Regions from separate parts of the Homo sapiens genome. Here region 1 is linked to region 2. Evidence: chromatin loops called from intact Hi-C (ENCODE). Cell type or tissue: psoas muscle. All regions are shown on one strand.

The links. Hi-C counts contacts between places; a loop is a spot of excess contacts. Peaks named below come from ENCODE experiments on the same cell type or tissue, not always from the same donor. Only the 100,000 strongest peaks of a DNase experiment are listed, where the experiment ranks them.
Region 1: a loop joins it to region 2, with 1.9 times the contacts of the local background. A loop is called at or near these places in 1 of 110 quality-filtered maps.

The regions. Positions count from the first base shown.
Region 1 is chr11:76,240,035-76,248,034 of GRCh38, forward strand. No RefSeq gene overlaps it. Among named protein-coding and RNA genes, the nearest start is that of TRP-TGG2-1, 8.1 kb to the left of the region's middle. RefSeq lists an enhancer at 2,724-3,556. In psoas muscle, no CTCF peak of the experiment used is centred here; no DNase peak of the experiment used is centred here.
Region 2 is chr11:76,157,914-76,165,913 of GRCh38, forward strand. No RefSeq gene overlaps it. Among named protein-coding and RNA genes, the nearest start is that of WNT11, 45 kb to the right of the region's middle. RefSeq lists an enhancer at 6,862-7,555. In psoas muscle, no CTCF peak of the experiment used is centred here; a DNase peak (open chromatin) is centred at 3,425; H3K4me3 peaks cover 833 bases.

The DNA.
Region 1 (8,000 bases), 82 kb after region 2:
CAGGCAGGGCTTTGACACTGTCCAACTTGGAGCTGGGCTGGAAGACTGGGGTTGGCTTCCCAGCCCCTCCGTCATTCTGGGTGACCTTGAACAAGTCACGCAAGCTCTTGGGACCAGTTTCCTCATCGGTAAAATGAGTATAAAGGTAGCTGTCCAGAGGGAGGTTGTGAGCGGGGAAGGGAAGAAATGGAGGTGAAAGTATCTGTGAGCCTTCTGCTAACCCCTGAGCACCTTCATCCATGCGGTCCGGGCACAGGCTTGTCTGTCTGGTCTCAGGGAGGCCATCCTTCCCTCTTCTCCACTCCTGAGGGGCAGATGTCACGGGAGGAGCGAGTGCACCAGCAGGGTCCTCACTCCACCACCTGCTGGCCTGCAGCTGCCCTCCAGAGCTCTTGGGTTGTTGCTCATTGGGAAATGGTGAACTCATGCTTGGAAGCTGACAACAGCGTCCTCTGTTAAAATGAAAATCTGATCTAGACTTCTCATGAGACCTCAGTTGAGCTGGTGTCTTCATCTCTCAAGGGTTGGGATGGACAAATTGAATGGTCTCAAACTTTTTTTAAAAAAAGCTATTGAATCTTTTAACGAATTTATTGAATGCAGCTGCTCCGGTAGAAAAGGGAGAAAGGCATTTGCAGAACTGCCTGGCATCAGTAGTGGGCCTAGCAAGGCTTCAAGGAGTGGTGGCATCTGAGCAGCCCTTAACGATGGCTGGGATTTGGCCAGGGGAGACGTAGAAGGGGCATTCCGGGTGGAGGGACATACTTGGCCAAAAGCATGGAGGCGAGAGGGCAGGTCTGTGGGGAGGGGTCTCTGAGAGCCTGTGCGGAGGGAGATGTGGCTGGGGTGGGGGCTGGGCTGGAGCCAGGTTTAGTGGAGAGGGCAGGGGTCGGGTGAGTCCTGGAGACATGGGGGTCTCCACCATCCAGGCATGTCCAGTCTAATGAAGGAGACAGATCTGCATCCACACAGGATGCTCAGGGGTCTAAACGGTCTGAGGCAAAGCACAGGGGGCTGAGTCCCATTTGGCTGGGGAGATCTGGACCAACTGGTAGTCAGGGAAGGCTTTCTGGGGAATCTGTGTGTGCCTGTGTTGCCTCCTAAAGTGGGTGTCTGAACCAGAGGCTGTGTACACTCCTCAAAGGGAGATTCTAAGCAGAGAAATGCGGTGCCCTGCCCTGTCCTCCCCATCCCAGCTGGGCCCCCATGTGCAACCAGGCTCCCTCTACTCACTGCCTCCAGCCTCGCCCCTCCCAGTTCATTCTTGAAGCCCCTAGAATTGCCCCTCTTAACCCCAGATGAGACCAGGCCCCCCCTACTCCACCCTCCAGGCTCCCCACTGCCCCCAGGGTCAAGTCCAGGCCCTCCAGGCTCCTCACTCCTCCCAGGGTCAAGTCCAGGCTTCCCATGGGAGGAGGGGAGACCGAGGCCTGCAGGATCTGAGACCTGTGAGCCTGGCTTCCAAAAGGCAAAGAAAGGTGAGGCCAGGGGCATGGGGTCCTAGCTGCCTCTTCCGGATGGGGCAGGCGGAACTTCCCGAGATAAGGGCAGCCCACAATGGGGGGCTGTGTGGTGTGGCCCGTCTCCCGGCCACAGGAAATGAGTGGCCTCCGCACCATTAATCTGCCACCGCCCGCGGCATCCTCTGGAAGGGCGACTCAGGTTGGGGGGAGATGTTCCTGTGCACCCCACCCACCGTCCCAGCCGGAGGAACTGGCCCTGCCACTCCAGGCCTTCCTTCCAGGACCATACATACAAGAGGAGGCTGCCCGAAGGGGCAGGGGGTGGGGGCAGGCAACCTGGGCATGGGTACTGGTTCTGGGGTCTGCTGCCTGACTAAGCCCCAACCCGCTGTGGAACCCGGGCAAATGCCTCACCCTTTCTGGCCCCCTGGCCCCTCATGGCTCCCCAGGCTCCTTCCTTCTTGGCTGTTCTGGGAGCCTGAGGACAGCACATGCCTGTAATTCTTGCCTTTCTGCCCCTCTCGTCACAAGGGCCCCTGGATACATGCTTTACCCAAATGTGGGGGCTCTGATGGGATTTTAGGCGTCAAGCGAGGCTGCCGGGGAGAGGTTTGGGGCTTTGTCAGCTATCTCTGCAGCTGCAGCTGAGGTCAATGGGGAGAATGCACAGCTCTGCACCATTCTGGGTCTCAGTTTCCCCTTTGCATCAGGAGGGGTGGGACCCAATGACCCTGTGGGGGGTGGGCCGCTGCGGTGAATGACAAGGGACATGACACCATGGAATTCTCACAGTCTCTGAGTTCCACCTTAGCTACAGACTAGCCGTGTGAATCTAGGCAGACCCCTTCTTGCCTTGGGCCTTGGTCTTCCTGTCTGTAAAATAGGGTCCCTGCCCAGCCAGCTCAGAGGAATTCTGTGACGGTGGGTGAAGATGGGGCCCTGTCTGCTACACAGGGAGCGGTTGCTGCCTCTGAAGTGACTGGGCTGGGGATCCACTCTGAGGGGCCAGACTACAGGCCAGGGAGTGCAGCTCTCCTGCCCCTGCCCTCACCATTTCCCACCTGTTGCACCCCCAGCTCTCGGATGACCAGCGTGAGGTGGGCTTTAGTTGGGAAAGAGGTCAAGCTTCCCCAACCCAGGTGACATTCAAAACAGAGGACAGGACCCAGGGAGCCCCTTAGATCACTAGGGCCAGCTCACTCATTGTTCAGATGGGGAAACTGAGGAAACAGGTGGAGAGTCTCCCAAAACCACACAGGCTGCGGGTGGCAGAGAAAAGCCTGGAACACAGACCTCCTGCTTTCCAAACCCTCCCTGCAGCTGTGGAATATTAGGGCTGGAGGGGCCTGTGTGGCTCAGGAAACTGAGTTCAGAAAGTAGAAGGAACTTGCCCATGGCCACCTGACTTGGAAGAGTTGAAGCAGCACTTCCCACTCTGCCCATCCCAGAGGTGGCTCTGCCTCCTGGTCTCTGATAGGCTGAGTGGCAGTGCCAGGGGAGAGCTTTCTCCTAAGCAGAGATAGGGATTCTCCTGGCAGGAGGGAATGAGCCCCCATGCCACGAGAGCTTCAAAATGGGAATGGCAGCGTTCCATGAAGGCCTGTGGAGACCTGCGTGTGCATCTGAGTCTGTCTCCAGCTTCAAACCCTCTCCACCCTAGAGCAGTGTGCCAGGGGCAGCTGATGCAGGTGGCAGAGCCCAGGAAAGTGGGCCTGGTGGGAGAGAGGGCTAAGGGGCATCAGCACTTGGCTGCTGGCCACATGAGGGCGAATGACACGGAGCAGGCAGAGTGAGAACAGCCAGGAGTCGAGGGAGAAGTAGGGACCCTACCACTGCTGAGCAGAAGAGGGAGATCCAGTGACCCGAGAGGCGGGAGGGAGCCTGGAGAGGAGCGGCAGTCGGGCATCAGGATGCATGAGGGAGGGAGGGCTGGTGAGCCAGGCCTGAGGCTAGGACAGAGGTGAGGCCAGGGGGAAAGGGGAAAGGGATGGAGGGGGAGCACAGTGAATGTGTTTCCATGGAAATGGGAGGGAGTGCGGAGGGGAGGTGTCGGGGTTGCGGGGGGGCGGGGATTGCCGGGTGGAGAGGGGCCTGAGAGAGGGAAGAGGTGCCCAGGGACGGGGTGTTGGAAGTCTCTTCTGTGGGACAGGGCAAAAGGAGGACGGAGCTAGAATGAGAACAGCTAGCTGCAGGCGTGTGTAGGGGAGTGACACAGGACGTTAGCGCCTGCTCCCTGTTTAGCAAAGAGGGTACTGTCTGATGAGTGTGGTGCGCCGTGAGGGGCAAAGGTTTGCTGCTGGGGGGAGAGGGGGCCGACCGTGGTACTTGCAAAAAGTTACCCCTGCGGACCAAACACAAGTGGGCTCACAGCGCCCATCACTGCTAACACTTAGCAGTTGTAGGAGCTCTGGTAGCCAAACTCAAGTCCTAGCTGTTGCCCATCACACTCTCCTCCTGTGCGATGGCTGCTCTTACTTACAGAGCTCTTACCACGTGCCAGCAGCACCCAGCCTTTCATGAACGTGAACTTGTTCAAGCCTCCTGTAGCAACCCTATGAGGCAGGTACGATTACACACGCATGCGAGCTGGTGGGCACACACACGCAGATACACAGACATGGGGGGCTCCCATCCAGCCTGGGAAAGGAACAGGGCAGGGGAAGGTGGGAGCAGCCCCTGACTGAGAGATCCCTCCAGTTCTCCAGCTTCCACCATTCCTCTCCTCCCCACCCCCATTCTCCCATCTGTGTCTCTCTCAGGTGGAGATTCTTTGATGGTTTTCAGACTCTCCTCCCTTGCTCCCCAAAGCCCCGACTTATCCACTGTGGGAGTTGGGAGGACTGAGAAACCAAAGTCCCAGGCCCATATGATGGAAAGTTCCAGGCCCTCACCCCACCCCACTGCAAGCTATCTTGGCTCACCCCCTCCCCCACATGTCACCTGCAGCCCGAGCCCTCCTGGGTGGGTGTGGCCAGCTGAAGCAGAGTGAGACCTTCCAGTATTTGACTTGGTGGCTTGAGAGCCCTGGCAGATGCCACGTTCATCCCTGGGCAGTGCCTGACTAACCAGGAGAAAGGAGGCTTCTGCAGCACTGCTTTCTCCTATGGGGCCCTGGCCCATCATGGAGGCCCTTCCTCCCCTTCTTGGACCCCAGAGATCACTGGCTGCCTCTCTCCCTACTCTGGGGCCACCCAATCGTGCAGACCAGAACCCCCTTCAGTGCCACCCCGACCCCTACCAGGCTGCACTGATTCTATCACATTTTCAAACTTTTCCTGGCCTCCCTCCAGATCCAGTCCCTGCCCACCCATCCAGCCATTCACCATCTACTCAGCTGCTGTGGTCTTAATGTGTCCCATAAATTCACATGTTGAAACCTAATCCCAGTGCGATGGTATTTCTAGGGGCCTCTAGAAAGTGATCGGGTCATAAGGGTGGAGCCCTCATGACGGGATTAGGACCCTCGTAAAAGAGATCTCAGGGAGACCCCGCATCCCTTATGCCATGTGAGAACACAGCAAAAAGGTGGCAGTCCCTGAAGCAGATAGTGGGTCCTCACCAGACACTGACTCTGTCTGCACCTTGATCTTGGACTTCTCAGCTTCCAGAACCACGAGCAATACATTTCAGTTGTTTATAGGCTACCAAGTCTATGGTATTCTGCTATAGCAGCCCAAAGGGACGAAGACATCATCATATTGTCCTTTATAAGACCCAGCATCCGTAAGAGGGGACCTTACCAGATGCCAAAATAGGTGGCATAGATGGAAAACTTCTGCCCTGTTCCCCTCCCAGAGCTGTGGTGAGGTTCAAATGAGCTAATGGTCATGAGCATTCTGTGTAAACTGCTGGGATCTGTAATATCACTCATTTCTAGAGCAGGAGAGCACTGTGAGGTGAGTAGCATGAAGGCTTGACACCACCTGGTGCCTTTTGGGAACAGAAGAATTTCCTCTGGCTGAAGCCCAGAGGGTAGGAGGGGAGGGACTTGGGGCGAGGCTGGAAGTGAAGACAGGGCCAGGTGTGAGGGCCTTGAGGGGCTGGGTTAATGACCCTCAACTGTGTTCTAAGGGTGATGGGGAGCAAAGAGAGGATCTCTAGTGGGGAGTTCAGCTGGTGTGCACAGCCCATGGCATCTCCATCAGGAATACAGAGACCTTCAAAGAAGAAGAGACCACTGGAAGTGAGGATGGCTGAGCCCCAACAGCAGGAGGAGAGGGAGCTCTGGTGCTCCTCGGAGTTGGAGCCTGGAGCCACAGACAGGAGCTAAGCTGGAGAATTCTGGAAGGCACATAAACCTAGGCATGGGCCTTCTGCCTGCCCAGGCCCCACAGGCCCTCCTGACACAAGAGAGGACTCTGGGTTGGTCCTGAGAAGGAAAAAAGGTGTGCTGGGGAGAAGGTGCCTCCTGCCCAGCATGTCTAGGGAAGCCTCACATTAGAATGGGACTCAGCTGGGAGGGGAGAGCAGAGAAGGCTGGGCAGGGCCCAGTTGTGCAGGGTGTTCACTGCACAAGGGCACTGGCTGAGGGGGTGAGAGGGGGTGAAATCCTGGCACGGGGCTGTGACTGCCCAGATGGGGCACCTTTTTCTAACTTTCACAAAGGCACCACAGAAGCTTGATGGGCCCTGTAGCCATGGGAGAGCAAAAGGGGCCCCAAAACAGATTCAGGCGCTGAGAAGGCAGGAGCCTAGTAGGCCCAGCACAATCTCTCTGTCTGTTGCTCCCTCAAAACACAACCTGATTTTCCTCTGGGTGAGGAGAGGAGCTGAGCCTTCACCGAGCTCCCTGAGGACCCAGCCTGCGAAGATGGTGCAGTGCTAGAGGCCCCGACTGATTCGGGCACTGGGAGGCTCTGTAGCAGAGCCGTGTGGCTTGGCCAAGAGAGGGGAGGTCTGGCATGGCTGGCCCCCAAGCTCTGCTGCTGCTCTGCCAGGCGCTGTCGGGCAGTCCCCCAGGTGACCTGTCTGAAACAAGATGGCGGCCACACTGACAGGTGACCACAGGAGACAGCAAGGAGTGGGGAAGGGGCCAGGCCTTGTCCGGCTCCCTGTGTGGCAGGTGGTGGCACATCACTGTCCTCCTCTGCAGCTCAGTGTCCTCCTCCACATAGGGATCTGCTCCCAGAGTCTGGGGATATCTCCCGCCCCCCTGGTGCCTGGTGGCTGCTGTCAGTAGGGGCAGACATCTTCATGCCCTACATGGGAAAGCCAGTGGGGGGTGGGAAGCCCAGGTGGGACCTGAAGCTGGAGCAGAAAGGGGTTCAGGAAGCAAGGACCCCTCACCCCAGTGGGGATGCTTTTCCCTCCTTCTCCCATGACTTACTGGGGTTCCTACCTCTCCCACATTTCTTTCCAGCCCCCCTCTCACTCCCGGCCACTGTCCTCTGCACACCCCAGATTCCAGAGGGCCCAGTCTGTGTTGCTAGAGCCATGGCTGCCATCTGGAGAGCACTGGCCACCCCAGGCTCACTGTCAGCGCCACACACACACCATCTCATCTAAGCCTCATGACAGCTCCACAAGGGACAGAGATTGCTATTCCCAGCTTATAGATGCAGAAACAGAGACCCAAAGAGGTTAAGTCACTGCCTCATATCACAGTAAACAGATGCTGCCACAGGAACATAGCCATTCCTAACAACTCTATCATCTATGCTGGCCATCTATAGCCAACAGGCTGCACTGGGCAGGCCTGGTGTCTAACTCCCAGGGCAGATGGGCCAGCTCTGGGCCTGCAAGGACTCCCAGCACAGAGCCATCCTTGGCGCTGTCTTCTGGAGCCACTTGGGATGCTGGCCCTCAGGCTGGAGGCACAGGAAGCTCACCCAACCGGCTTTCAGTCTGGGATGTTTTCTGCACTTCTGTAGACCAAAAAGAAGCCCCTGATACCTGGGCATGGTGGCTGACGCCTGTAATCCCAGAACTTTGGAAGGCCGAGGCGGGTGGATCACTTGAGGTCAGGAGTTCGAGTCCAGCATGGCCAACATGGTGAAACCCAGTCTCTACTAAATAATACAAAAATTAGCTGGGCATGGTGGCATGTGCCTGTAGTCCCAGCTACTCAGGAGGCTGAGGCAGGAGAATCGCTTGAACCCAGGAGGCAGAGGTTGCAGGGAGCCAAGATGGCGCCGTTGCACTCCAGACTGGGCGACAGAGTGAGACTCTGTTAAAAGAAAAAAAAAAAGCCCCTGATGGATGTGGCATAGAGCCTCAGCCTGGAGGGGCTGCAGACCCCAGACAGTCCCTGCAGACCCTGGGGTTTCCAGCCCCCTGTTCTGTCCTGCCTGGGGAAGACTCCATCTGCACACCTGGAGCTGCGTCCTCCTGCTCTCTGGGAACCAGCCTTTGCATGCATGGACAAGAACAGCTCCAATTACTGAGAGTGTCTAGTTAGGACCTCCCCCAGTCCTCCCTACCTCAGTCCTGGTCTCAAAGCCCTGTGATTTTCGGGGACAATCAGTGCTTGAGGGGCCTTGGGAACCCCTGAGTCCAACTCTACTGTCAGAAAGAGAAGACTGGAGCTCTGTCCAGAGCT
Region 2 (8,000 bases):
CCTGACAGGAGGAAACTTCCACGTGGAGTACACATCGAAGAGAACCAAATCTTCCACTTGCAACTTTGCACAGTCTGGTGATCGGAAGTGTTTTCCACGTATCAGCATCTGGCTCTGTCCATTTCATTCCTGGCTTCTTCACCACTGTCCACATGCCGCCAGTGCCAAGGTCTGCTGGACACGTTGATGTCCCTCATGACCTCGGGCTCTGCCTCACAGTGTCATGGTGCTGGTGGGTGGTGGGAGTGTTCCTGGAAGCCACTGCACACCATGATGGCCAGCAAGAACAGAACAGACATGCAAGTGACTGCAGCCCCATACATACATCCCCAAACCCAAGCTACAGGATCCTCCACTTCCCTCAGCCAGATCCCCCAAATACAGCTGTTCCAGGGAAGAAGGGCAGTGGAAGTCAGAGAGGAGCGAGACTGAGGTCTTAACCAATTGCAATTAAAACATTCTATTTTTGCAGATTTTACAAAAACATAATTGTGTGGACATGCCGCTGGGCCCTGCCCTCTCGCCCCCACCCCCAGGCTCAAGGGGATGCAGATGAGTGCGGGGTCTGGAGCTCAAGGTCGCCAGCTTCTCAGGGTCTTCTCCAGCCTGGCTCCACCCTGTCTCCTCCTGCTCAACACCCTCCCAGACTCCCCGCCATCCTCAGGATAAAGCTGCGCGTGGTCCCAGTGCGTGCATGCGCCCCACTTGTGCCTGAGGAGCTGGAGAAGATGGGCTTTTTCAGGGAGAACAAAGCTGGGGGGTCAATGGGCAAACTCCGACGACAGCAGGATGACAGACCTTAGGGGGCACTCACCCCTGGATGCCTGAGGAAGAGGCTCCGTTGCTCTCCAAGGAAGCCTCTGGCACTAACCCGAGAGATGGGGGCCCATGGGTTGGGGCAATGCCCACATTCCCGACAGCAGCATCTTCCCTGCTGAGGCCAACTCAAGGAGGGAGTGCTAAGGGCAGGGCCCCATTCTCCGGTGAAGTTGCTCTCTGGACCATGGGGGTGTGGGATCGGAGTGGGGATCGGCGATGAAATGGTGGGGCAGTGGAAAGGACCCCCGACCTGAAATCCACAGACCTGAGTTCAAGGTCCTATTCTGTCTTTTGTTGGCTGTGTGACCTTGGGCAGGTGACTTAACTGCTCTGAATCTCAGTGTCCTCATCGGTAGATCAGGAAATACTTGTTTCCTCGCAGGGCTTTTGTGAGGAGTCAACGAAACAAGGGTCATGAAGGTACCAGTAGATAGTAGGGTAGCTCCCTGGCCGGCAGAGGACACAGAACTTGTTTGCTGGTCTTGATCCTGAATGACTCCTGGACCTCCTCAGTAGGTAAAGCAATCATGTTGACTATTTATTCGCCTCACAAACTCTTATGAGGGGTAAATGTCACTCAGCCCCTTCTAAAGTATCACAAAATCCCCACTTTCCAGCACCGTCTGCCTACACGCCTCTGCAGTGGGGACCATTCAGTGTGTGGGGAGCACTGGGCAGGGGCCAAGGAGCCAGCAGGGACTCTGCTCCAGGCCAGGCCTCCATCTCCCCGGCTGAGCGGTCAGGGGCGAGCGGGCCTGAGCCCAGAGCAGCCCCAGAAGCTGAGCCAGCTGGCGAGACCCTGCCCTTACCCTCTGAGTGGCCACGCAACTGTGGTTGGTTTCTTTCCTTGCTGAGCCTCTGTTTTCTAAGAGGTTAGAGGGGCTGCTGAGAAGTTCACAGGAAAGGGCCTTGTCTGCCCTCAGAGAAGGGGCCCTGGGTGAGTCTGCCTTGAGAAGGTGCCAGTCAGCGTGCCCCCCACAGAGGTCCCGCTCCCTTCAGAATGAGGTGGCCCCATGACCCGGCCCTCCCAGTGTGGCGTCACTAGCCCCAGGACCCCCCAAGGTGCTCCACCTCTAGGCCTTAGCACAGGAAGGCCCTCCCCCATCTCCACGTGGCCCTGGAAATCACTACCAAGTTCTCCCCTATGTTTCATATGCGTTTTGAACAGCATTTTACAATCTGCAAAGTACATTCCCTCTCCTTTCCTCAGAGCCCTGCAGCACCACACATCCTCTGAGGGGTGAATCACCATCCCGTTTTTCAAATGAAGAAACCGAGGCTGAGAGAAGGGTGGTGGGTGAGCCAAAGATACCCGGGGGGTAGGGGGCATAATCTGAAGCCGGGGCCTTCTCCACACTTCATGGGGCCTGGCAGGGGACCTGGGATGGTTCAGGGAACCCAGAGTTTGAGTGGGTGATTTGGAGTGCAGATGAGGTGGGAGTGAGCGAACAGAGCCACACGTCGAAGGGGCATTTTCAGACTCCAGAACAAGAGGTATGTTGAGCGGGCATCCGGTCTGGAGCAGCTGAGGCTACAGGTGTTGGAGGTTGCTCCCAGTGTGTGGCAAAGGCCTCCCGTTGCTGTCTGGCACAGAGTCAGGGCCTCAGCACTGCAGGGGGTGGCTGGCAGCAGGTGGGAATGCTGCAGAGGCCAGCAGGGGCTGGGGGATGAGGGGCTCAAATGCCAGGCACAGGACAGAAACAGGGAAGGATTTTAAGCTGGAGAGAGACCTGGGGCCCGGCCTCCATGGCAACGCTCTTGAGGGCACTGACTGGGCAGAGACCCTTAGCTCCTGCAACAGGCACACAGCAGGCTGGGCCCGGCCTGGACAGGGCCAGGCTGGGAGCTGGACACCTGTGCTCCTGCCCTGGCTGGCTTTCTTTAGTGCCCAGTGTTGCCCCTCCCTGGACCTGGATGCCTCATCTACCGAGTAGATGGGCAGGTTGACATTTCCTGCCCTGTTTGCAGTTCGGGGGCTCCTGGGAGCTCAGAGACAGAGGGCATGGAAGCCTTCAGGGAGACTGCCTGGTGCTGAGCCCAGCTGGACCTTCCTGTCTTAGTCTCCGCATGCGCTGTAGGGGCATCAAGCCCTCCTTGTCCTCCCTCCCAGGGTCAAGGGAGCGAGTGTAGATGCCCTTTGTAAACGGAACTGCAAGGCTCCTGAGTACCATTGCTGAGCGGGGAAACAGATGCTTTTCTTTGGACCTGGTCCCCAGGTGTCCTCGGGTTGCAGGGTTTGTGGGTCCTCTACTCGTTCTTGTTTGTCATTCATCCATCCCTCCATCCCTCCAACAGCAGCCAAGCCCGCCCCTGGAGCTGCATGACCCAGTACGGGCACTGTGAGGCTTAGAGACCCTTAGAGGTGACGGGGGCACCACCCCTCCATGTCCACATATGAGAACTGAGGTCCAGAAAGGGGCAGGAGGGAGCCCTAGGATGATCTGAGACAGCCCCAGAGCCTCAAACTGCTCAGGGTGACCTCTGCCCCTGCCCTGGGTCTGCCGGGGTCTCTCAGGCTTGGGGTGAGTCCAGTGGGATGGGGTCCAGGCCACCTTACAGGCTGGGAGTAACCCAGCTCCTGCCGTATAGCTCCCATTCAGGGCCCAGGGTGGGGCGCCCAAGCAGGGACAGCGTGGGGAGGGGGTGGGGTGTGGAGGAGGTGGGGGGTTGTCCGGGGGTGGCGAGGCTCCGCCCCATGGCGCTGCAGCGCACATGATATTATCTCTGGCCTGGGCTCAGCCTCCAGCAGGATGCGGCTTTCAACACCTTCCTCCCCTCGGACAGGCCGGGGCTTTTTGAGTTTCTCACACATGGATGGAGGGGCTGGGCCTGGGCAGAGGAGGCCCCCAGCTGAGGCGCCCCCACCCTGAGCCCCCGTCATCAGTCACAGCCCCTCGAGTGAGAGAGGGAAGGGCCGTGGTGCGTGAGAGGCAGAGGGTTGCATGCATGGTTCCCCTGAGCGTCTCCCCCACCCCCTCCCCTCTGCTCTGTTGTCCATAATCCTGGGCGCCTGTTCAAGGAATTCTCCACCCGTGTGTTAGTGATTTATTTAGACTCGGCTCATCCCGCCAGCCTGCCCGGCGGGTGACAGGCCCCCACTCCCCACCCCCACCACAGACCCTGGGACCATTTTCATCTCCAGCACGGCAGGCCTGGCTCTGCTCCAGGCCACTCCAGATGGTAGGGGCTCTGCTTGAGTCTGCAGGCTTTCATGGGACCCTGGAATCTCACTTTTGGGGGCCCAGGTAACCGCTTCATGTTCGTGAACCCTCCTCCTCAGTCGTGTTGAGAGCGGCCTATCTGTGTTGGTGATTGTTATTGCTGGGATTTGTTATTAACCCCTCTGGCCCCCCTGTCCAGCTGGGAAGGTGACAGGTGACTTTTAAGAGCAAGAGAATCTTCGACTCCATCTCCCCATTGAACAAATGGGTGGCTACAGGCCAAGACACAGCAAGGCCCTGGGAGGTGGTGGGGAGACCCCAGCCCCATGTCTGGCCTTAAGATTCTTGATTCTCTGTCCCCCACACATGATCTCATCTAAGCCTCAGTCAAACCCTCCCACCAACAAAGGGTACATAGCTCCATCTGACACATGAAGACATGAGGCTGAGAATGGGAGAGGGACCCCTGGTACCCAAACCATCAGGCTAGGAGCAGAGCACAAGCTTGAATCTGCCTCCATCTCCCTGGGCCTCTCCCTGTCTCCCTAGGTGTAGCCTCCGGCTCTCAGGGCTGGGTTCACTGCTCTGTGTGACCAGGACTCTGTCCCAGCTGCAGGGCTCTCCTGCCCAGTGGCAGCTGGGCGTGCCTGTGGACACGCATGCTGCACTGTGGGGGCAGGGAGCATACTCCTGTTCCAAGCCTTCAGGCAGCCCCACCTGCCCTCCTTCTCCAGGGAGCACCAGGCTCATGAGCACTGCGGGTTGGTGCCCACCCCTGCCTCTTTCCCCTCAGCCCCTCCACCAGGCCTGGTGAGTGTGAGGAAGGGGCTGGATCGCCTGGGGTGGGTGGCAACCCCTTGTGCCATGGCCTGAGATGCTTACCCGCTGCCCTGGCCTGTGGTTCCAAAGGGGAGCGGTGAGAAGCCTCCATGTTTCCAGCTCTTCTCTGAAGTACCCATCCCAGATGACCTCCTGCTGGGTCCCCTCTGTCTGCTGGGAAGCGCTTTCTGCCCTACAGAGGCTGCTGCAGCCTGGGAGTCTCTGCCTCCATGTGGGCCTGTAGAGGCTGCAGAGCAGGCCAATCTGGGGACCTTTGGGGTCAGGTGCATCTGGGTTGAGTCTTGCCTGTGACAGATTATAACGGATTAGGCTCTGGCTGTCACAGGGCCTGACTCAAACCCAAGCACTACACTTTAGAAGTTCTGTGGCTGTAGACAAATCCCTTCGCCTCTCTCGGCCTTGGTTTCCTCCTGGGTGGAGTGAGGTGATAACGGGTTAAGCTTATGGGGGTGTACTGCAGAGGGCGTGGCCTGGCTGATGGACTGTTGAGAATGGCCCGTCTGTGTTGGCGATTGTTATTGCTGGGATTCCTTATTAGCCCCTCTGGGCCATGGGCTCCTCTTCATGGGGTGAGATTCCTGATTTAGGCTTCACGAGGCCCTTTGTCCTGGAAGTGGAAGGGAGCCTGGCTATGCCTCTCCTTCCCACAGTCCCTCGGGGCTATTCCATGAAGGCTAATCTGTCAAACTACAGGGATAACCAGTCACAAACTGGAAGCCCAGGCAGAGGCACGTGCCTGTTAGATCAGGGGGAGGCCCCTTGGAGGCTGAGCTGTCCACTGGCAACTTCAGCCACCAGCCTTCCACCCTCTCCCTGCATGATGACTTGGGGCAGGCGGTGCAGGCGTCCCGGAGGAGTACTGGGCTCCCCCAGAGCGGAGGGCACTCTGGACGGAGGTGCTGGGGCCCAGCCAGCTCACTAGCGGGGCCAGCACCCACATGCATTGAGCCTCTGTCTCCAGCCTCTGCGTGCCAGTGCCTCCCTCACCAAGGCCCCTGGCGGGGGTGCTCCCTGCTCCCCACCTTCTCTAGGGCAGACATGCCCTGGGTGGTGTAGGTTTGGGGAAGGCTGGGGTCTTGTCTGACCCTCCCTGTCTGGGCCAGGTGCTAGGATCCAGAGGAGGATCCCACCCAAACTGTGCCAGGAGGTGCCCTCCATCTGGGGTCAGGGAGAGCAGGGATAGTCCAAGGTGGGCCTGTACCTGGTGAGTTTGAGTCCTCTCAGGTCCCCAGAGCCCAATGAAGCGCTTGTTAAGGGAACGAGTGAGCAACTGAGGCAGTACCCACTGACCCACCGTGTTTTTAAGGCCCCTGCAATTGCAAACTCACCTCCTGGAGCTTCATCCACCTGAGTGGGGAGGCAGGGGGAGTCCCCTCTCTCCTCCTCCAAGCCAGCTTTGCTGTTGGGAGTTAGGGGTTGGGAGAAAGCAGGAGATGCACGATGGGAGTGGGGAAGGGCGTGGGTGCTGTTTCCAACACCAGACTGACCGCTCACAGAGGGCCCGAGGGAGCGAAGGCAGGAGGAGCCAGAGTGGTCCAGGTGGTGAGATAAACCTGTTTGCAAGGACAAGTCCCTTTCCCAGGGTCACAAGGGAAAGAGAGTCCCCCTGCCCCCAGGGACACCTCTGTGCAACCTGAGCCTGTAGCCCCAAGGGAGGAAACGACACGCACAAGGGGACACACACGCAGGGGGGACACATGCACACGGGGACACACGCACGGGGGACACATGCACACGGGGACACACGCACGGGGGACACATGCACACGGGGACACACGCACGGGGGACACATGCACAGAGGGGACACACGCACGGGGGGACACATGTGTAGCCCCAAAGGGAGGAAACGACACACGCACAGAGAGGACATACGCACAGGGGGGACGCACGCACAGGGGGGACACACGCGTAGTCCCAAAGGGAGGAAGCGACACACGCACAGAGGGGACACACGCACAGGGGGGACACAAGCACAGGGGGGACACACGCGTAGTCCCAAAGGGAGGAAGCGACACACGCACAGAGGGGACATACGCACAGGGGGGACACACGCACAGGGGGGACACAAGCACAGGGGGGACACACGCGTAGTCCCAAAGGGAGGAAGCGACACACGCACAGAGGGGACATACGCACAGGGGGCACACACGCACAGGGGGGACACAAGCACAGGGGGGACACACGCGTAGTCCCAAAGGGAGGAAGCGACACACGCACAGAGGGGACACACGCACAGGGGGGACACAGGCACGGGGGAATGCACGCAGAGGGGGGATGCACGCACAAGGGCAACGCACGCACGGGAGGACACAGGCACAGGGGGGACACACACAGCAGGGACTCATGCACAAGGGGAACGCACGCACAGGGAGGACACAGGCACGGAGGGGACACAGGCACGGGGGGACGCATGCACGGGAGGACACACGCACGGAAGGGACATGCGCACAGGGGTGACAAATGCACAGGGTTGACTCACGCACGGGGGGCCGCACGCATGGGGAGACATAGGCACGGGGGGGACACAGGCACGGGGGGGACATAGGCACGGGGGGGACGTAGGCACAGCGGGGACATACACACAGGGGAGATGCAGGCACAGGGAGGACGCATGCAAGGTGGGACACATGCACAAGGGGGACGCACGCACAAGGAGGACATGTGCACGGGGGGGATGCATGCACGGGGGGACGTACGCATGGGGAGAGACATGCTTGGGAGGACGCACGCACAGGGAGGACACACGCACGGGGGGATGCACGCACAGTGGGGACACACGCACACGGAGGACACATGCATAGGGTCGTGGGAAGTGGAGCTGCTGCCAAAGACAGGCCCGGGGAGTGGAGATGGGTTCTCCCTCCACGCTTGCCCGCCCTCTCTCTTCATCCTTCTGCTGCTCTTGTTCATCCATGTATTCAGAGAATGTTGTCAGGGTCCCCGAGGGCTGTCTGGGACCTCTTCATCCTTGGTTTGAGCCCACTAGAGCTCAGAAGCAAAACCAGTATCTCAGAACCCGAACTCCAAACTCAAGTGTGCAGCCCAGAATGAGGACTGGCGGGCAGGGGAGGCTGGCAGCCACTACCCTCACAAGGCTTCCACAACTCTAAAAATCCATGCTCCCTTTCGGTGGCCATACAAATTTCATGCCTCATTTTATTTTATTATTTTATTTTATTT